Regions from separate parts of the Homo sapiens genome. Here region 1 is linked to region 2. Evidence: chromatin loops called from intact Hi-C (ENCODE). Cell type or tissue: B cell. All regions are shown on one strand.

Region 1 (2,500 bases), 580 kb before region 2:
CCCCTCCAAGGCTTTCTCTATCCTACTGTGAAAAGAGATAACAACACTTATCTTTCCCAGTTACTGTAAGGTTTAGAAATAATGTATCTAAAGCACCTAATAAGCACACAGTCTCCTTAAATTAACATTAATTGAATCTCTCAGGTCAGAGCTGTCCTTATCAAACAATCACAATTAGGGACTGACTGGCAACGAGAAAGGAGGGAGAAAAATCACAGGGAAAATGGAACATGAGGAATGGAAGGGGAAAAAAATCATTCCTCAAAGTCTCCTTCAATGAACTACCGCCTCTTCAATGAAGCCTTCCCTCTCCTCTCCTTGCATTCCCATAGCACTTAATCACATTGAAATAGGTCCTTAGCTCTGAGAATGAATGAGATGCCAGGCACGGTGGCTCACGCCTGTAATCCCAGCACTTTGGGAGGTCGAGGTGGGCAGATCACCCGAGGTCAGGAATTCGAGACCAGCCTGGCCAACACGGTGAGACCCTCGTCTCTACTAAAAATACAAAATTAGGTGGGCGTGGTGGCGCATGCCTGTAATCCCAGCTACTCAGGAGGCAAGGCTGGAGAATCGCTTGAAACCGGGATGCTGAGGTTGCAGTGAGCTGAGATTGTGCCATTGCACTCCAGCCTGGGCGACCAGAGCGAAACTCCGCCTCAAAAACACAAACAACAACAAAAACAGAAAGAGAAGCAATGTCTCACTCCCACGTAATGCAAACCTCTGAGGATGCCAAATGCCCTAGCCCTACAACCCTGATCCAAGAGCAATGTACACAGGTAGCAGCACATTTCTTAACACCAATGCTACCCGTAAAGTACCTCTGGTGAGGATTAGCGGGAGGGTTTTTCCGCATAAAGACCTGCCACCTGAAGGTTAGACTCAGAACAGAGGAAGAAAACTGAGTCCTGAAGATAGAACGCAAAGGAAGTCTCTAACTTTAGAGTCCCTGGAGTCACAGCAGGCAGGCAGGCGCACCGCCGATACTGCCAAGAGGACCAGAGTTCGCAACTCCCCGCAGCAGTTCCGGAAGCTGGGGACGAAGCCAAGGAGAGAGGACGTGGGCAGGGCCGTGCGCGGACTTGTCCCGGCGCCTAGATCCCCGCCTTTGCCCGGGCGCACTGCGCGCGCGGCCCCCGCCGCTTTTGTCTTCTTCGCCCGACCGGGAACTTCCTCTGTCCCGCCCTCGGGCGCGCACACGGGAACTTGGGTAGGAAACGGAAAGCGTTTTGTGCATTTTTTTTTTAACAGAGTAAACTGACGCAGAAAATTCAGCATCTAACCTCCCCAGGACCCCCTATGGTCACCAGTTACCAACCTCCGGGCTGTCCCGGGCGGCGGCGACGGCAACGTTCACGCGCGCCGCGAGTTCCCAACACCCCTCTTTCGGCACTTCCGAGTCCCAGCGACATCGGCGGCGGCTGCGGGCTTCCCCGGGACGCCACCCTCTTTCCCCCGGAGCTGCCCTTTGGAGGAGCAGCGCAGCGCGCGTCCTCCGAGCACGCCCCTGCCGCCGTGCCCGCGCGCCCTCCGCGCCCGGACTCGGGAACCCGCGGCGCTCTCCGGGCGATGGCGAGCAGGCCGTGCTGCTGCAGGGGGCGGGCCAGAGCGCGGCCTGCGTTTCTGAACCGCGTTTGCCCCGCCGGCGGCCCGGGGCCCCTAGCCCCGCTCACCCCTCGGCTGTTGGTTCCCACTGACCCTGGCGTGCATATCTCTCCCCCACCCGTGTGTTCATTGCAGGTCTGGGGCTGCCTGCAAGTTAATTGCAGAGTGGAAGTCACCTGAAACTCGAGGTGGGCCGTCATTCCAACACCAGTGGTCCCCACCTACGTTTTGTAGGCGAAAGGAGGTAGTTCGGTGCGGTGGAAAGAGGGTGGGCTTTGCAGCCCTGGCAGCTTCGAGGGCTTACTGTGTGAACTTAGCCCCTGTGAGCCTCCCTGTACACCTCTGTAAAACAGAAATAGACTTCCCTGCTTTTCTTTGTAAATTAGAGTGAAGATCAAATAGAATAAACTTTATGAATTGTAAAGCAACTTACAGAGATCACTACTGCAAAATGGGTACGAAGATTTTGATTGCGTTGTGAAAAGAGTGGAAGATCTGAAGATGCTCCAACGGGGTATAATTGGGACGATGTTGCTGCTCGGAGGCCTCCAAGCCTGAGCCAAGAGACAGGCTTGCCAGAGTTCTCCAGACTTATCTCAGCAGAATCACGTGGCTCTCATTAAAACCTCGGGCTTCTGGATCCCTCCCCAAACCAAAAGCATCAGACTGTCCATGGCAGGGGCGTCTCAGGTGGTTCTATGATAAGGTGAAGGTGGATAACTCTGCCCTAGGCAGCAGGGAAACTCGGAAGCTGTGCTCTCAGAAATTTCATCTAGCAGTCATTGTAATGGTCGAGAGGATTATTTTAATGATTTTAGAATTCTCCAGGAAACCAGAGTATGAACTCTCCAAGAGCTGGAGCTATCTTTTCTTTCTGCTTCCCCCCAACCCA
Region 2 (2,500 bases):
AGTTAATATTCAGTAGAATAGTTCCTAAATATAGTAAATACTATGGAAGTGTTTGGTAACACAATAAAGTAAAAATAAAAATATTCCAATGTTGCAGTGAAACTCGTTTTAGTTTGCATGATATAATTAGGAATTTTATTCATGTGGAAATTATATAGAGGAATTTAATTTTATTTAATTATATGGAGATTTTTGTCATTTCTAATTTTTAGCTTTTACAGATAATGCTGCCAATGGGTATCTTCATGCATGCATTTATTTGTTTTTCTTCTTTTAAAATACTTTCTTTAGGATAAAACCTTGGAGTGGGTTTGCTGGAGAAGTTTAGTGAAGAAGTAGGTTAGTTCTGAGAGCAAAGATTTCCAGGAAGTGGGTGGGAGGGAATCAAGCTGGGCTTTAGGGCATGGTGGAGATGGCAGGGTCAGTAGAGCTGGAAGGCTCTCTCACCAGCTTGAGAGCTCAGTGCATTGGGTGTCAGCAGGGGGCAAAAACAGCGTGGTGTAGGGCAACAGGCAATGACTGGAATCCAGTGAGCTGACTTTTAGATCCGTCTCCGCCTCTCTGTTGAAATGCAAGGCTGTTTTGCCCCTGTGGGTCTCCGTTTCTTCTAAAGCCTTTCCCAGTATGAGGGTCTATGAGTTCTTTATTTCTTAAACATTAAATACCTTCTAAATGCCTAAAATTGCACTCAGTACTAGAGATGCAACAATGAGTACAATATAGTCAGTATCTTCTCTTAGTTACAGACACACAAGGCAATTTTCAGGTAAATTTAAAAAGTGTGATAAACTCAAGTGATAAACAAATACAGAAAACTGTAGAGGCATGGGATAGAGGTGGGAGCTCACTTGCCCCAGCCTTGAGAGGTGGACCGGGTGGAAGGGAAGGAAGTTTTCCTGGAGGAGGTAATGGTTGGGCCTAACCTTAAAGGAGGCCCAGGAGTTAACCATGCAATGGGGAGAGTGAAGAGCGCTCAGGGCAGAGGAGATGGCATGGCCAACACACAGTGGGATCATCAGGGTGCTTCAGAGGACTGGCAGTTCTTTGTCCTTGGGGAATCAAAAGCAAGGCAGGTGGCCCGAGATGTGGCTGGAGAGGCAGCCAAGGTCGTTGTACATCACTTTAAAGCGTTTGGGTTTTCGACAGACCATTTTACCCAAGAGTGGCTTCGAAAATGTGCCAGCTTCCACTCAAGGCCAATCATCTGTCCTGATTTTCCCATATCTTGACAGCGCTTTCCCCGCGAGGTTCAGAGCACCTTGTTTTTGAGGGTGACCACTAGCTGTCGCTATTGAACAGGTCTAGTTCCCCACGGCTCAATGCCAAACGTAGGCCCCAGCAGCCGGGCGGAGTTACCGGACGCCGGAGTCCAGCCCCGCCTCTAGGTCAGTTCAGGGCCCTAAGCGATGACTCACTGGTAGGCACGCTGGTGTGCAGGTGGTGGCCGCCCTGGGGTAGAACCTGATACGCACTGGGCAAGGAGATTGCGTGAAGCGTGGTACACCACCACATTCAGCCACGGGGTGGCGCTGCCACCCTGACGGCCCAAAGGGAGGCCGGCGAAGAGGCAAAGTCTTTCCTTAGGACAGCCTTGCTCTTTTGTGGTCCACGGTACTGTTCAAGGACGGTGTGAGGGAGCCCCTGACGCACACCACCCCAGCGGTCCCGGGGCAGCGAGTCGCTCAGCAGAGAGATGCTCGAACGCTCTGTCATTGTGTCCCTTGGGCCTCAGCCCCTCATTGTTAAGGGTCTTTTGGGCCAGTCCCCAGTTTCCACCCTCTGATTCCAGGTTATGCGGTGTACCAATGTGTCCTCCCCTAGGGTTGCTGTTTCCTATCATCCTTCCCAGAAAGCCTCCCCAAATCAGCCAGTGCTCATCTGGTACTTTTCCATCTTTTAAAAATTGATTTTTTGATATGCAGTCATGCATAGCATAATGATGTTTTGGTCAATGATGGACCGTATATACGATAGTGGTCCTATAAGATTATAATATTGTATTTTTACTCTACATTTTCTATGCTTAGATATGTTTAGATACACAAATATTTGCCATTGTGTTACAATTGCCTGCAGTATTCAGTATGGTAACATGTTGCACAGGTTTGTAGCCGAGGAGCGGAAGGTATACCATGCAGCCTAGGTGTGTGGTAGGTTCTATCAGCTAGGTATGTGTAAATACACTCTATGATGTTGGAACAATGATGGAGTCAACTGTGATGCATTTCTCCGGTCTTATCCCCGTTGTTAAGCCATGCATGACTGTACATTTACATAGTGAAATAATGGCTACAGTCAAGCAAGTTAACATATTCATCATCTCACATAGTCACCTTTTTTTTTTATTGTGGTAAAAGTACGTAAAATCTACTCTGTTATTTCCAGTATATGATGCAATACTATTAACTATAGTCCTCGTGATGTTTCAGGAGTTAAAGATATGCCATTCTGGCATATTGACTATTTGAGTTAAGGGCACTTAAAAAACAGCAAGTGCAAG

What was found. Peaks named below come from ENCODE experiments on the same cell type or tissue, not always from the same donor. Only the 100,000 strongest peaks of a DNase experiment are listed, where the experiment ranks them.
Region 1: it touches region 2 in a loop (7-fold over the local background); 3 of 110 quality-filtered maps call a loop at or near these places.

Annotation. Positions count from the first base shown.
Region 1 is chr1:210,327,926-210,330,425 of GRCh38, reverse strand. HHAT (hedgehog acyltransferase) reads right to left here and starts at 1,524. Exons shown (of 12, transcript NM_018194.6): 1 at 1,322-1,524. RefSeq lists enhancers at 948-1,307, 2,182-2,351 and a silencer at 1,468-1,717. In B cell, no CTCF peak of the experiment used is centred here; a DNase peak (open chromatin) is centred at 1,445; H3K4me3 peaks cover 1,674 bases; H3K27ac peaks cover 1,545 bases.
Region 2 is chr1:209,746,813-209,749,312 of GRCh38, reverse strand. No RefSeq gene overlaps it. Among named protein-coding and RNA genes, the nearest start is that of HSD11B1-AS1, 5.5 kb to the right of the region's middle. RefSeq lists an enhancer at 1,091-1,180. In B cell, CTCF peaks have their summits at 1,301 and 1,502 (motif pointing right); a DNase peak (open chromatin) is centred at 1,352; H3K4me3 peaks cover 543 bases; H3K27ac peaks cover 782 bases.